Linked DNA regions of Homo sapiens: region 2 is linked to region 1. Evidence: read pairs that join two places in POLR2A ChIA-PET (ENCODE). Cell type or tissue: A673. All regions are shown on one strand. Each heading gives the region's core, and the rest is flanking DNA. Links, peaks and the distances in the headings are about the cores only.

What was found. ChIA-PET counts read pairs that join two places held together with the same protein. Peaks named below come from ENCODE experiments on the same cell type or tissue, not always from the same donor. Only the 100,000 strongest peaks of a DNase experiment are listed, where the experiment ranks them.
Region 2: POLR2A ChIA-PET joins it to region 1 with 9 read pairs; 1 of 35 experiments calls an interaction of 5 or more read pairs at or near these places.

The regions. Positions count from the first base shown.
Region 1 is chr6:103,979,770-103,988,117 of GRCh38, forward strand. No RefSeq gene overlaps it. Among named protein-coding and RNA genes, the nearest start is that of HACE1, 880 kb to the right of the region's middle. In A673, for the core only: no CTCF peak of the experiment used is centred there; DNase peaks (open chromatin) are centred at 3,122 and 3,392; H3K4me3 peaks cover 536 bases.
Region 2 is chr6:104,649,568-104,657,915 of GRCh38, forward strand. No RefSeq gene overlaps it. Among named protein-coding and RNA genes, the nearest start is that of HACE1, 210 kb to the right of the region's middle. In A673, for the core only: no CTCF peak of the experiment used is centred there; a DNase peak (open chromatin) is centred at 4,404; H3K4me3 peaks cover 398 bases; H3K27ac peaks cover 2,615 bases.

The DNA of each region.
Region 1 (8,348 bases), core at 64-8,063:
ACATTTAATCTCTTCAGAGCACTTGTATTCAACCATGTAAAGAAATGCTCTTATAACTTGTCAAATTTTCAATAATGGCTTCTTCAGGTAATAAAACTATTCATGTAAACACCAGGATGTGTTTTGTGTTACTTCCTGGGAAACAACTTAATACTGGAGGAAACAGGAAGAAAATTAAATAACTTCATTCTAATAATTTACCTATCATCAAGGTCACAGAAATAATTAAGCACATTGACAAATATTATGCTTTTTTGTTTCCTTATACACTATATTTGCATACTCCTAATTCAAAGAAGTATGAGGGATGAGGTTATTGTTGAAATGAATTGACATTCTTACAAACAAGGTAACACACAGGTCTTTAAAGAGAAAATATTAGATTAGAGTAAAATTAGATTTGCATTAGATTAAAATTAGCTCTATTAGTATTAATAAATATTAATATAAAAGTGTACAAAATATAATTAAGCCTCCTTACCCTAGTATTGACATGCATGTCCATTCGGATGAGAAATGGTGTTAATGCTGAGGTTTGAGAATAACACTGACTGTTCTTCTGAAGTTAATTTAATTTAGTCATGGACAGAAACATGGATTACTATGACACTTGACCTATAATATCAAAAACTTAAAAATGAAAAGAAACCCAGGCATGAAATAGCAAACCTGCTCAAATTTTTCAAGTAGAGCATAACTACAAGGGTCCTGATTTATTCATTTTTCTACATGAAGGAAAACTGCCTTGAGAAAAAATATATGTTCTCATTTTAACACTTCTGAAAATAACACCGTTGTTCTCGATTGGAAGCTAATTTTGAATTGTAATGGCAATTACTAAAGTGAACTAGAAAAAGAAATATGGATAACATCGTTTCCATGGTTACAACCAATTGTGTTGTCTGATTGAGGTTCCCAAATGTAGGTTTTGTAACCAGCTGCACCGGAACCACCTGAAGCACTTGTTAAAAGCACCAATTCCTGAGTTCTATTTATTAAAAAAGAACCCAAAGTACTGTTCAAAAAGCTCCACAGATAATTATTATCTTCACCTAGTTTTTAGCACTATTGAGCACATTCCAATATTTCTTCCCTCCATTTGCTCATCTGTAAAGTACTCAAGGGAATAATTACTAATAAATATTTTACAGTCAATAGAAAGAAATCAAGTGAGATTACATATAAAATTGATGATCATAACTGCAATACTGAACAACAGCCTAGATCCATACATCCATAGCAGGGTCATTGCAGGGGGACAGGATGTAAAAGCTATGCTAATCATGGGATTACTTTGACTGTGAGGTCAAAGTAATGAAAGGGGTCTCCTTTTGGAAAGCATATATGTACCTTGGTTACAGCTAGTGAAAATGTGGGCTGGAAAAAGGAGCCAGCAAGAAACACGCAGAAAGTTTTGAGAGAAAAGAGACACGGGGAAAATGAGCTGATCCCTTCCAACACGGAAATACTAAGGTAATGTTCCTTTTTCTCTGGTAGAAGCCACTGAAATACAGAGTTGGAAATACTGGGGAGCAAGAGTGCAAATTTGTATAATACATCCAAAAGATAGTTGTAAAAACCCTGGAGGACTCAAGATTATCATAAGAGGAATGACGAGAGGGAAGAAAAGGGAGTATTTTCAACAGAAGCTATATGGCAGTCCAAAACATTTAATTGAAGCATTCAAAAGTAGATGTGTCTGTGTTTTACAATTTGAGCTGGGGAGTGGAACACAATGTTTAAATTAGTTCCTTTTCCAATTACATAGATTTCATTATTCTATATTGTCATAGTAACTCTCGCCTATATCAACAATACACACCATGTGATATGGTTTGGATGTGTCCCCACCCAAATCTCATCTTGAATTCCCACATGTTGTGGGAGGGACCCGGTGGGAGGTGATCAAATTATGGGGGTGGGTCTTTCCTGCACTGTTTTCGTGATAGTGAATAACTCTCATGAGATCTGATGGCTTTATAAGACAGAGTTTCCCTGAACAAGTTTTTTTTTTTTTTTTTTTTTTGCCTTCTGCCATCCATGTAAGATGTGACTTACTCCTCTTTGCCTTCCACCATGATTGTGAGGCCTCCTCAGCCATGTGGAACTGTAAGTCCAATTAAATCTTTCTTTTGTAAATTGCCTGGTCTCGGGTATGTCTTTATCAGCAGCATAAAAACGAACTAATACACCTTGTCAGCAAAAGTGCCAGCCAGCCCTTCTGTTGGTCTGGTCGATTATTTGTCATGTCACTCTGAGCCTTTCTGTACATGAAGGTCCCTTTGACGTCAGCAACAAATTGAGGCTTATAATTAATAGGATCCCAGATCAGGAGGCTCAGGAAAACTTTAGGGGATGGGACACAACATTATTGCTCATCTAGAAATTTCCTTAAGGCTAGATATCAAAGGAAATGGTGTGTCTTCTTCTTATGTCACACCAGAAAGTACAGAGAATATACCTTTAGGGAAAGTCATAGGTGACAGTGGAACAAAAGAATGGCTTCTCTCTGCTCTTTTTGTACAACATGATTTCTTGCAAACAGAAGAAAAATACTGGCCCATGAATTTGTAGCTTGTAAAAGTTTCTATAAAGTGATGAACTCTGAAAAGTATAAGATTTTTGCTTGCTTTATAAATCTGCAATACCATCTTAGTATCTGTATTTTTTTCTCCTATCACTGGCTAATACGCTGCCATTTGATACTTAAGCTGGAGATGCACTCCTTGTAACCATCTACTTTTCATAAGAAATCATTAGAGATGTAATGTAAAAATCTACCTTGATTACAAACATGCACATTTTCCATGCTGCTAATATAAAATAAATGTCATACATCTGACCAGCTTTTCTTGCCAAAAGAGTTGATATTAAGGAGTCATTAAGAAAACCTAAATCATGAACCATTATTCATTCAACAGTCAAAAAAAAAAAGCGTCTGTGTCTTAGATGCTATTAACGCATGCTGAATGCCAGTTATAATGATCCCATTAAATCAGATGTGATGAATAGTTCATGATGTCTGACTTTACGTTATTTCTGGAACTTCCGTTTATATTCTTTCTGGAAATAATGGTCCAAGGCCTTATCTGCCTGGGGGCTTTACTGCTTTTTTTTTTTTTTTTTTTTTTTTTTGATTCTAGCTCCAGGGAGCTATATTTTTCTATCCAGACACTGAAGACAGAAAGGTCATCTCAAAAAACAGTGTTAAGAGGCCACTGTTTTTTGCCTTCTTAAACCAGAGGTGGAAAATGAACAAGAGATCTTTCTGAGCGCAAAAAGATATAACCTAAAAGCCTTTCAGCACCCGTCCCATATTTCATTCATTATGTTCATTGTTCTGGCGGCAAACATTTCCTGTTCTACTCTCATTGTAATCCTTCCATCTCCAGTAGTTTGTCTGGGGGATGTAGTTACTGTGCAGTATCAAAAGCAGTCAATTAAGATGATTTTTAAGAGCTATCTCGTGAAGCAGGAACTCTTTGTTTAGTGCTGTCAACCCAATAACAAATGAAGATTAAATAGTGGTTCATCTGGGCAGGATGGCGTGAGGCATGGAATTCTTTATTTAACAAGTAGGCTTTCCACAGTACCTACCTTGTCAGGGATTGCTGCTGAGTCTACCAGAACTCAGGAGGCCCAGATAAACAGAAACTATGTTTGAGGACAAGAGGAGAAGAACTAAGGAATTTTATGCATGCTAACAGAGATCGAGAAAGTATTTCTCATTAGTTTGGCATGCATATAGAGAGACTTCTAAGAAAATGAATGATGCCAAAGAGGTTATAGTGATTAGAATGAAACTGGAGCCCTAACCAGAAGGAAGCAAAGACACTAGCATGAATTTCCAAGGAACTATATATATAAGAAATATGCCAGCATTCTTTTGATAGGTAACAAATTATTGGGAAATGAAAAGACTCCAAGAGAAAAAAAAAAGGGGAGGGTAGGGGGAAGAAGAGAAACACTACAAGGAGAGACAAAATAGGCAATGAAAATATTTGGGAGGGGATTTAATCAGTAACCAAAAGTCAAAATGTAAAACTTGCCCCATCTCTTTTTTGATACCTGGTGCACACACAGAAAAATGTTACCTGTGTTATCCTAAATGTAAACTAGGCCTAAAGTATTAGTGCAATAATCCCCTCTTATCTACAGGGATCCAAGATCCCCAGTGGATCCCTGAAACCTCAGATAGCACCAAACGCTATATATGCTATGTTTTTTCTATCTGATGATGGAGATGACAACTAAGTGACTAACGCGGGCAGGTCATACATACAGTGTGAGCAGGCTGGACAAAGGAATGATTCACTTCCCGCGCAAGATTGCATGAGATTTCATCTCGCTACTCAGAAGGTCATGCAATTTAAAAGTTTTGACATTCACAGTGACACCTGGAAAAAGAACCATGGGTCACTTTGCAAATATATGACAGTGGTAAGAGGTCCTAAATAGGTGAAAAGGATCAGACAGACCTAGAATAAGTCAAGATTCAGGGTTTGGATCTCCATTGCCATGAAACAGATAGGCATCTTCCTAGCTGTTGTCCGGTTTCAGTTATTCATGAAACGCCTTCTCTCCTCCTTCTTTCCTAAAATGTATCATTTAAAATGCTGCTCTGTGTAGTAAGAAGATAAGAGTTTGATGAGATAAAGTTGCAACAGCTAAAAAAGAAGTTTAGTTAATGGGAGCAGTTAACAGACTGTGCAAATTGTCTGTTAAGTGGCACTTTATGGTTCAGCAGAATCCATGAGAGTTCTATCTGGAATTTCTATCAGGCCCCATTCAGCAGGAGCTGGTTCCCTGGAACCCAGCATTAAAAAACAACAACAAAAAAAAATTGGTGTCTTGTCTATCTTCCTGGATAAACAATGACAGCTTCAACCCATTTGAGCTACCTTCCTGAACAATGCCATCAATTATCCCCAAGTGTGGATTAAAGGATATAGTTCTAGGGAGATAGGAAATAAACCCTCTAAAATGTTGTCTAAAACAAACAAACAAGCTTATAAATTGTTTATTTCTGGAATTTTCTTTTTAACATTTTAGACCAGGAATGAGCATGGGTAACTGAAACTGTGGAAAAAGAAACCTCAGATAAGAGTGAACTACTATAAGCAACAGTAATATTTATTGATGCAAAAGTAATCATTAATAAATAGATTTTGTACATAATGTGTTAATGAATGCATAGGAGAAGTTGATTGAATCAGGCTTTCTTATACCGTGAGAAAATCATAGACTCTTTGTGCTCAAAGAAACTTCGAAGTAACCTTGTCCAGCTACCACCTATGCATATGCTTGAATCAAGTTCCATGGGTCACAATTATCAACTGCTGACAAGATACCTAGATAAGAAAGTTACAGAGAATTCCTGTAACAATATTACCCAAAATAATAATTAGAGATTTGATGTATGTTAGTTACATTAAGGTCCTTTTGATGAACAATCCCTACCCAATCCTTATTGGAGAAATATAATTACAAACAAAATCTCCCAACCCAGAAATCCTCTCCACAAAGGCAGCAGAGAGAAAAAACACTTTTGTTATTGAATGAGCATTAAGCCAGAATGCGATATATGCATCACAGGCAATCCACTACATGATTACAAAGAAGAAAGAAATTCACCTTTTTATATAGTCAAGTACATACAACCCATTACATACAAGTGTTCAAGATAAATAATAACTGGTGCTCAAGTAAGAAGGCCTGACAGTGCCATTTGTGACACATAGTTTATGCTAACTTTACCTGGTAGTTGGGGTGACCATCTATGTTAGCTAATTGACTTTATCCAGAGGAAAAACAAACTTCTCATATCTTTATGACCTGGGTAGTTTTGCAACTTAGAGCAATGCACTCACAGAAGTTGGGATCCTATCCTCCCCCAGAAACTGAGACAGGAGTTACATTTCAAAGAGCTGGTTCCCAGGTCTACTGGGTCACAAAGCTGACAAAAGCCATCTTCAAAATGTTTTATATACATTTTCAAAGAGAGAGGAAAGTACTTACAACGTTTCTAAAGTAAATGCTCTGAGAAAAAGGAGGGGGTGGAAATCTTATTAAGCCTATTATTTGTAAATTTGTATTTGTCCCTCCACCCTCCAGGTGTCCTTCCACCCTCCTGCTTAACTTTCCTCAGATTACCTCCAAATCAGCCCAACTCTTCACCTGCTGATCTTCCAACCCTTCTTTCTAGAGTGTCTGGTGTTATCTGAAGTATGAGGCGGAGGATCTGTTAGGCTCTGAAATTGGAACCAAAATGTGTTTTGGAATATGCCTTTTAAAAATGGGTAAAGGATTCATTGCCTTCAGGATTTTCTCATTTTGCATTGCCAAGAAATCCCTCTACAGGTGTAACCATCTGCTAAAATTCTCTGTCCACTTCTTGACATATTTCTGATAATATCGCCTTCCTCACATCCTTCTAAAAGGATTCTCATTTTCTCCACACCCCATTTATCAGATCCAGCATTCTCCTGGATCCCCGTTGCCAATTTCCAGCCCATTCTTCTGAAAGCTTCCTTTAATAACTCATCCTCCTCTGGTCATCTATCCCACATTTTTCAACCATTTTGTTCACCATCCACTGACACCCAGTCATTTTTGCCACAATGGGAGGTAACAAAAATGGCTATGCTTATAAACTATTCACCACATATCATATATTCTGTATATCATAAATTCTTAAATTCTTTAGCAATTCTTTTCACTTATCTAACTTCTCAGGTGGCCACATTCTGCATCTTAATTTCTACCGCTAGAAAATTTACCAGTTATATTTCACTCTTCTTATCACAGTCCTTTACCCTACAACCTCTATTCTTTTGCGCTCTTGATTTCATCCTCCAGAATGATCTCCCAAATACAGATCAAACTTTATGCTTTAGTGTATGTACTCTGCTGGTGCTGCTGCAAAACTTTCCTTTAATCTTACTTCTGTCTATTCTTCTACTTAAGACAACTTTACTGAATCTCCATTTTCTGCAAGATAAATTTCAAGTTAGTTAACATAACCTTTTTGCATGTTAGCTTTGACTACCTCTTCCAACTTCATTTCCAGCCACTTCACCTACACTCTATTTATATCAGCATGCTTGTTCAAATATACCAATCACTTTAATTCCCCCATGCCATTATTTATGATTTTCTTCATGAATAGAAAATTCTTTTTCTCTTTTAAATCTCTTTTACATGATTTTTCCCCATTTTCTTTCAGTTCCCTGGTCAGGCCATTGGCCTGATCAGATCAGTTGATATTTCATGTGAACCTGAATCATGATATCTTCCATCTGTTCTCTTCTTCTCTATTCTCTTCCCATTCCAAAGCAATCATCCAAACACCCCAATTGGAATACATCAAACATTGCTTAACATTTATTGTCTTCATTTTATGAATAATATTAGTCTCTACAATCTAATGCCAACCAATTTTTCCAGCAATATTCATTTTACTTATATAAACATTTTTCAAATTAGTTTATGCATTGTTCTAGAGATATATCTCTCCCACCTCTAATTTGCTAATAATTTCTTATTCTATGTATTTCTAAAGCCAAAAGGTATTCTCCTTTAAACTTTTCTTGACCACTGTCATATAATGTGACTTATCCCTTCTGTAACTTATAATTTGATGTCTTACACCTCATACTTTGTTCTAGTGCTGTTTTGTACATCTAAGTACCATTTCATGATGAATAAATAATGTCTGAATTTCATTAAAAATGTAGTTTATTAAAAGTGTTTATATTCATCATTATGTTTCTGTTTATTCTATTGTTTTACATTGCTAACTAAGAGAAGTAAAGGTGTGCATGGATTATTGAGGGAGGTCATTTTGGAACAACCTTCCAGTGAGTAAGTATCAGAGCTGCAGTCAGACTATAAGAAGAAAAACTTCTAAGGAAAAGTATAGAGAAAAATGACAGTCTTAATTGGCCATCTGCAAATAACACGTTACGTTTTACAATGTAAAACTAATTTTCACCAGAATATACCAGTTTTAATTTATAGGTAACTTAATACTACTTTACTTATGAGATATTCATTAAGTAAATATGGCCTCTTGGATTTTAATCGTTGCTTTAGAAAGTCATGAAACTCAATGGTTGATATCACTATATAGTTATGCTATTTATCCTCACCTGGTCTTCTGCTTTTTCTCAAAAATTTATATGTTCAACCCGTTACTCCATAAAATTTCTACATCTTCCACTCATAACCAAAGCGCCCCAGTTTCTTGTGTTATACCCCAATGACTTCATCGCTATGATTTCCTTTCAGTCTCAAAGGAAGAATAGTTCTTTTCTTTTCCTAAGCTAAGCAAATTTGTTCTTTGGTTG
Region 2 (8,348 bases), core at 21-8,020, 670 kb after region 1:
GATTGCACCACTGCACTCCAGCCTTGGCAACAGAGCAAAACCTTGTCTCTAAAAATTTTTTTTAATTTAATATTTTTTTTAAATCAGTGTCTCATCACAGTGATAAAGAAAACTCACATCAGCTACCTATACTGATCAGCTTTGCTCTTTATCCATAAATCTGAACGATCAAGCATTAATAGTGTCTGTGGAGCATCAACAATCCAAAAGAAAAGGACCAACATGAGCAAGGAAAACAATTTACCCAATATGAAAGAAGACTACTTAACATTCCCAGTGATATTTGAGATGATAGATGATATCACACCCTCCAAAAAACTAAGGAAACAGAAAACTAAGTGTTCTTGGAAAGTAAAAATATGTTTAATAAATACATACATATTACATAATCAAAACAAAAAGATATCAAAAATATGAAAGAAAAGTTGAAACACAGGAGATAAATCCTCAAGAACACACATTCATCAAATAAAAGTTCTGAAAAGAAAGACCAAAAAAAGAAATGGAGATGAAATAATCAAATAAATGACTGAAGAATATCTCCCAGAACTGAAGAAAGATCTCGGTCGTCATACTGAGAGCCCCAGGGAGAACCACACAGAAGACACGAACAAATCCTTGTGAAATTAAAAATTCCAAAGACAAGCAAAAGTTCCAAAAGGCCTTCCTTGGGGTAAAACAAGCCAACAAAAAACAGGTTTCTTACACAGGAATGAGAACCACAGTGGCATCAGATCCATTTTCTATTGCACTCAACACTAGAAGATAGCCAGCAACAGCCTCAAATTTGGAGGAATTAATTTTAAATCTGAAATCCAATACTAAGGAATCCTACCAAATGTGGGGGGAAGACAGAGATATTTTCAGACATAAAACAACTGAGAAAGCTTATTTCCCCTGTACCCTCATATGTACCTAATATGGTTAGCGTACATTAAAGAAATATTGTGATTAAGCAGCTAGATACCCTTAAGATATGATATCTTTCTCATGTTAAAAAAAAAAGAAAGAAAAGAAAAAGAATTAGAAATAGCAGGAGAAAAAAATGTAGAAAAATTTGTTGACCAAAGAAACAGTGGCATGATTTTCAAAAATTGATTCGATTTTTAAAAATTAAAATCTACTTGGGTTTTATACTTAGAATGGTTTTTTTTGAATGACACAAGCTTTGCCACATTAAGATTTTATCTTCTCTACAGGTTCAATCATACAATTTGGTACTGCAGAGAATATTTATATAATCATAACATTATAAAAATTCTTTATTGATTTTCCATTTTCAGAATCAACCTATAAAAGAGAGAAGACATAAATAGAATTACCAGACAGAATATAAATCTGACATACCTTGACAATAGAAAAGTAATAACATAGCTAATGATAGTTGGGAGTTGGTTGTAGGGGAAGGGGAATTGGAAAGAAGAATAGAAGTGCTAATTTCCTCTGAGTATAGTGGGGAGAGAGGCTTTTGCCTAATGTTTGACACAGAAATAGGTAAGACAGACAAAGAAATATGTAAATAATTAAAAGCTACAAAAGTAATCAATTGAAAAGCTAAAATATAATAGCCCAAATGGGTATGGATATGTATAAGCAGGTGACATTCACCAATTTTTATGGCATGAAGTCAACTGACACTAGCCATAAAAACTCTTGATGTTTAAAGTTGACAAATGATCTCAATGAATGTTGGCACAGACTTTGCATAAAAATTAATCTTAAAACACGTTTTAGTGGCTTCCTCTGGGAAGTGAGGTTAAGTTTGTAAGGCAACAAAGTCTTTTCATTTTTATTTTATTCACATTCATACTGCCTGAATTTTTACTTCAATGTTTGTATGCATTTTTAGAATTTAAAAAGAAATGTGCTTCTTGTATAGGTGGGCTGCTTCATAAATTCTAATCAAGATATTTATGTAAGTATTCTTATTATTAATTATAACAGTAACAATGAATAATGGCTACATTTTACTGAGGGCTTTTTATGTGCTAAAGGCTTATTGAGCACTCCCATTGAATTGTCACAACGATTATGATGTAGATACTATTATCTCCTACATTTTATGCATGAGGACATTGAGACTTAGAGATTAAGTAATTTCCTAAGGTAACATAGTTAGTAAGAAGTAGGGACACTAAGGCCCAAACCTAGGTCTGTCTGACTCCAAAGGTCATGTTCACAACCACCAAACTCTACTGCCTGTTCTATCCTGTGATTTTGAACCTGCATTATGAAGACTCTTGTCTCCATCGACTATGTCAGCTCTGACAGATCTTTAGTTGAATTCACAGGTAGCTCCTTTGACCAAAGACAATTTCGAAGACAGGCCATATATATTTATATACATATCAGTTGCACTAAATGCTAGAAGATAGCAAAACAATGGCCTCAAATTCAGAGAGAAGGCCAGGCGTGGTGGCTCGTATCTGTAATCCCAGCAGTTTGGGAGGCCAGGTGGGTAGATCACCTGAGCTCAGGAGTTCGAGACCAGCCTGGCCAACATGGTGAAACCTCGTCTCTACTCAAAATACAAAAATTAGCCTGGCATGGTAACATGCACCTGTAATCCAAGCTACTCGGGAGGCTGAGGCAGGAGAATCGCTTGAACTTGGTAGGCTGAGGTTGCAGTGAGCAGAGATTGCGCCACTGAGCTCCAGTCTGGGCAATGAAGCAAGACTCCATCTCAAAAAAAACAAAACAAAACAAAACAAAACCTGCATGAAGTTTATGCCAGAAAGGGGGGAAATGGGGCTGTCTACACAATTGGGTCTCTCAAGTTGAAAAAAAAAAATCTGTCATTACTCTTTTAGGAAGTTCACAATTAGGAAAACAAAGATTAGCACTCATTTCTTCATGTAGCAAGTTACTAAGTGTCTACTTTTGGCAAATATGAATGGATTCTGATAATTCTGTCATTCAGCAAGTGTTTAGACAATACAACTGAATCACACTGCTTAGCACTGGGGATAAGAAGGCTGACACAGACTCTGCCTTTCAGGAGCTCACCATAAGCTAAGGTGTAGTTTGAGGGGTGCTTTAAACCCCAATCTCAACTAACCCCATACCTACCCTCTCTAGCATTATTTTGATTTTTCATAATTATTTTAGCATTGGGAAAACAAAACTTCAAGCCTGTACACACCCCTCCCCTTCAAATGGATTGCTGTCCCAAGCCCATCCTATATAAAAATTCAGAAACTATCATTAGAGCTTAGAGTTTGGTGGGGATGGAAAAGCAATTAAGCAAAATTATGTAATTCATTATACATGAGTGGGCAGTGAAGTCAAGAGTTCTATCAGATTATTTATGTTATTGTTATATTAAGTGGAAGAACAAGAAGTATGGGCCAAGCCATGCAATACAGTTTCAAAGTAAAGGGTAAAAAGCATCAGTCACATTTCTTGTCTTCAATATATTTTGATAAGTAATGAGCTATATTTTTACACTTCAGAAGTATTAAAAATTTCCACATTTCTCATATAAGTATGTACACCAAAATCTCTTTTGGAAATAAATATTTCTATTTACCAACTTCAAACGAGCCTCAGGATAGTATGTATTATTAAGATAAGACCAAACACATCATTTTTTCTAAATCCTTTTCATAAACTCCATGGCCAGATATTTTGCAGAAGGCTTTGCAGCTTAAAATAGAAAATATCTTCTAGAGACAACTACAGAAAGATTTTGAGATGAACAAGGTTAACCGCTCTTTTGTGGGTCATAGCACTGATGTGCTTCAGCCTCAGAGCACAGCTGAACTTTTAAAAATCACTGACTGAATCAGTTCCAATTTCTTTCTTTCCATCAGTGTCTTTAAGCTGAGTTCATTTGAGAACATTAACTTGTAGGCCCATATGGCCAATTCATTTGATAGTTCTTCCTAATTCCTTCATACCAAATATTTGTTTTGTTAGAGATGAGAAAAATGAAGTTACCCATAATAGAAGGGACACTACTAACCCAAAATCCATTCTCTCTTCCCCCTTGCTAAGAGTGCCTGTGCTGTTTGGATGTCCCCCCTCTTCTATATATCCCGGTGCTCAGGAGATGGGGGGCACACTTCCCACGCCCTGATTTCCTGTTCCTACTGCCAAGGATTTGTTCGGATGTGGGCATGGAATTTAATTCTGGATACTGTGTAGGAGATATAAGAAAGGCTCTTCTTATCAACAGAAAAAAAAAAAAGGATAATTGAAGATAAATATCCTCTGGTGCTGGATGTCATTGTGCCCATGACGATTCCCAGAGCTGTGGCAGCCATCTTGCAACCATGTGGGGAAACTAAGTCAACAAGTCTAGGATAGCAAAACAGAAAAATGCAAAGAATTTAGGGGTCTGCTAGTAATGAGCAACTGAATCAATCTGGGGCTGTTCCACATTCAGACTTCCTGTTGTGTTCGATAATAAATCTTCCTCATTGCTGAAGTTATTCTGAGTCAGGGCTTCCTGTCACTAAGCTAAACTCATCCAAACTGATACATATAGATTAGTTCTCTCTGTTACCCCTTTCTTCTTCTACCCAACCAACATTTTAAATATTCTTAACATAATTTCATTGTCACTGACTTTTTTTAATAGATAGAGGTTAGCTTTCCTCGGTGGTAGATGTAAATTTATCTTCATGTTTTACATTTTACCTTGGGAATCTACTATAAGAAAGTGTCCTTATCAAAGATACTTGGTTACTATACCTATAGGGAACAAATTATATTTTTAAGGCCATAGAAAAATCAGTATGAGACTATAGTGTTTTATGATAGCCAAACACGTTCATTTTAACCAAAGATCCTTTTTCCCTATTTAAAATAAAGAGAAAGAAAAAAATGAGTTATAGGTGGAAGCTTTCTAATTCTTATCTCAATTTTTTTTCATAAACTTTCATTACAGCAACTCCTTGAAGCCTGACTGTTTGGCTTTCACAGCTTAATTTCTTAGCTTTGAGTTAACATTATTCCCTTAATCTCACTAATCCCCTAAGGAAGATGAACATAATGGTGAACTTCATATAAAAACATTCTATTAAATTTTCAAATGATTAAATTGTATACATAAAAATAAATAGGAATGACATTGAATTTATATAACTTCCTGCCAAAATTTCTAAATTTTATGCCATCTTTTCATCAATACCACTTCTGAATGTCTCTCTGTGTGAACTTTATCAAGACAAATGTCAGAATTCATAAAATCAACTAGAGTAATTGAAAGGCCTGTGTTAATTACAAATCATAACACAAGTCAAGGTTAATTACAATTAGACTTTATATATTTTGCTTGAGAACGCTAGGCTTATTTAGGCTGGATCATATTAAAATAAAAATGAAATGCTTATGTATGAAATATATAACAGTATATTATAGTTGCAGGGGGTTTAGGGGGCACCACTACCTAACACTATTTAAACATTACATATTCATCTCAAAAGTAACAAAAATAAGCAGTTCGAATATAAATTATTCTAAGGACTTTTTTGCTCTTAAATGAAAAAGTAAGGGCAATAATCTCTTAAGCATCCCTGGGCAATAGCTATTTTTAAAAATTCGAACTGCGAAAAAGCTGAGATGTCAACATTCATTTCTGAAGTTTAGAGCCAATTTTGTCACACAAGTGCCTTACTGATTTTTTTGTCCCTGTGTTATGCTCTAAGGGGAGTTCTCCAGAACAAAACCTTAAGTTAAGTTCAAAAGCAAATTATTCAGAACCCACCCTCTCATGTTTTTAGTGTCTTTCTAGCTCCTTGTAATGAAGAATTTGGGAGATGAGATTAGGACTTTTAGAGATAACTATGAAGATATGATAAAGAACAGTCTTACACAGGCTAGAAAGTGGGCATGAGATCTCTAAAGTACAAAATTAGCAGACAGCCTAATATGAAACTGAATGGAGCTATTCCTTAAGTTAAAAAAGAAACTATTTTCTTTAAGGACAATTTGAATGAATTTTGATAACTGTACTTCAGCTATGCAAAATGTAAACATCTGGAGGATCCAGGTGGAGGGTACCTAAACAGTAATAAAAAACAGAAAAAGCCCAGGACCAGATAGATTCACAGCCAAATTCTACCAGATGTATAAGGAAGAGCTGGTATCATTCCTATTGAAACTATTTCAAAAAACTGAGGAGGAGGCACTCCTTCCTAACTCACTATATGAGGCCAGCATCATCCTGATACCAAAATCTGGCAGAGACACAACAAAACAAGAAAACTTCAGGCCAACATCCTTGACGAACAGCAATGCAAAAATTCTCAACAAAATAGCAAACTGGCTAGGCACAGTAGCTCATGCCTGTAATCCCAGCACTTTGGGAGGCCAAGGCAGGAGGATTGCTTGAGCCCAGGATTTTGAGACCAGCCTGTGCAACATGGCTAAACACCGTCTTTACAAAAAATAGAAAAATTAGCTGGGTGTGATGGTGTGTGCCGGTAGTCCCAGCTACTCAGGAGGCCGAGAGAGAAAGATTGCCTGAGCCTGGGGTGAGCCATGATCATACCACTGCACTCCAGCTTGGGTGACAGAGTGAGACCCTGTCCCCAAAAAACAAAACAACAACAAAAAATACTAGCAAACCAAGTTCAGCAGAACAGCTACTTTGCCAGAACGTGACCAGACTGCTTCTCTAAGTGGGACCCGGGTTCATTTCTCCTCACTGAGCAGGACCTCCCAGCCCTGACCTCCAGCCACTGCCCCACCTGTATTCTATAGACAGAGCTCTGATCTCTCCCTGGGAGGAGTGCAGGAGGAGGAGCAGGCTGCTACCTTGGTTGTTTGGAGGACTCAGCCTTCCCAGTCTGCAGGATTTGGAGAGTCCAAGCCAACAGAGGCAGAGGCAGTTCCCCAGCATGACACAGCTGTTTTGTTAAGGTGTGGCCAGACTGCTTCTTTGAGTGGGTCTCCGATGACTCCTCCTCACAGAGCAGGTCCTCCCAATCAGGGCCTCCAGCCACTTCCACCCATGTTCTATGGCCACCAGAGGTCTAATTTCTCCCTGGGATGGAGTGCCCGGAAAGCAGGGCAGGCCACTACCTTAGCTGTTTGAGCACCTCAGCCAGTCCAACCTGTGGGCCTTGGAGAACCCAAACTGATCAAGGGCTGAACAGACCCTGAAAACAGCACATTTGCTCTATCTAAAAGCAGCCAGACTGCTTCTTTGGGCAGGTCCCTAATCCAGTTCCTCCTGACTGGATGAGATCTCCCAAGGTCTCCAGATACCTCCTACAGGTGTGTGGGCCAGCAACAGGTCAGTACCCCCCTGGGACAGAGCTTCCAGAGGAAGTGGCAGGCTGCCATATTTGCTGTTTCACAGCCTTCGCTGGTGATACCTCCAGGTATGGGAAAAGACAAGGTGACTACAGTCTGGAGCGGACCCCCAGCAAACCACAGCAGCCCTACAGAAGAGTGGCCAGACTGTTAAAAGAAAAGCAAACAAACAGAAAACAACAACAAAACACACACACACACAAAAAAAACTCCATCCAAAGGTCAGCAACTTCAAAGATCAAAACTAGATGATAAGGCCGCAAAAGAATCAACTCAAAAACTTGAAAACTCAAAAAGCCAGAGTGCCCCCTTTCCCCCAAATGACTGCAATACCTCTCCAGCAAGGGCTCAGAACTAGGCTGAAATGACAGAAGTAGGCTTCGAAATGTGGACAAAAATGAACTTTTCTGAGCTAAAGGAACACGTTGTAACCCAATGCAAAGAAGCTAAGAATTATGATAAATAATGCAGGAGCTGACAGCCAAATGCCAGTTTAGATAGGAAAAGAACTGACCTGATAGATCTGAAAAACACACAAGAACTTTTCAATGCAATCACAAGTATTAATAGCAGAATAGACCAAGCAGAGGAAAGAACCTCAGAGCTTGAAGACTATCTTTCTGAAATAAGACAGGCAGACAACTATAGGCAAAAAAGAATGAAAAGAGGCCGGGCGTTGTGGCTCACACCTGTAATCCCAGCACTTTGGGAGGCCGAGGTGGGTGGATCACAAGGTCAGGAGATCGAGAACATCCTGGCTAACACGATGAAACCCCATCTCTACTAAAAATACAAAAAAATTAGCCAGGCATGGTGGCAGGCACCTGTAGTCCCAGCTACTCGGGAGGCTGAGGCAGGAGAATGGCGGGAACCCAGGAGGCAGAGCTTGCAGTCAGCCGAGATTGTGCCACTGCACTCCAGCCTGGGTGACAGAGCAAGATTTCAGCCTGGGCGACAGAGCGAGACTTCAGCCTGGGCGACAGAGCGACACTCCATCTCAAAAAAAAAAAAAAAAAAAAAAGAATGAAAAGAAATGAACAAAACCTCCAAGAAATATGGGATCATGTAAAGAGACTGAATCTATG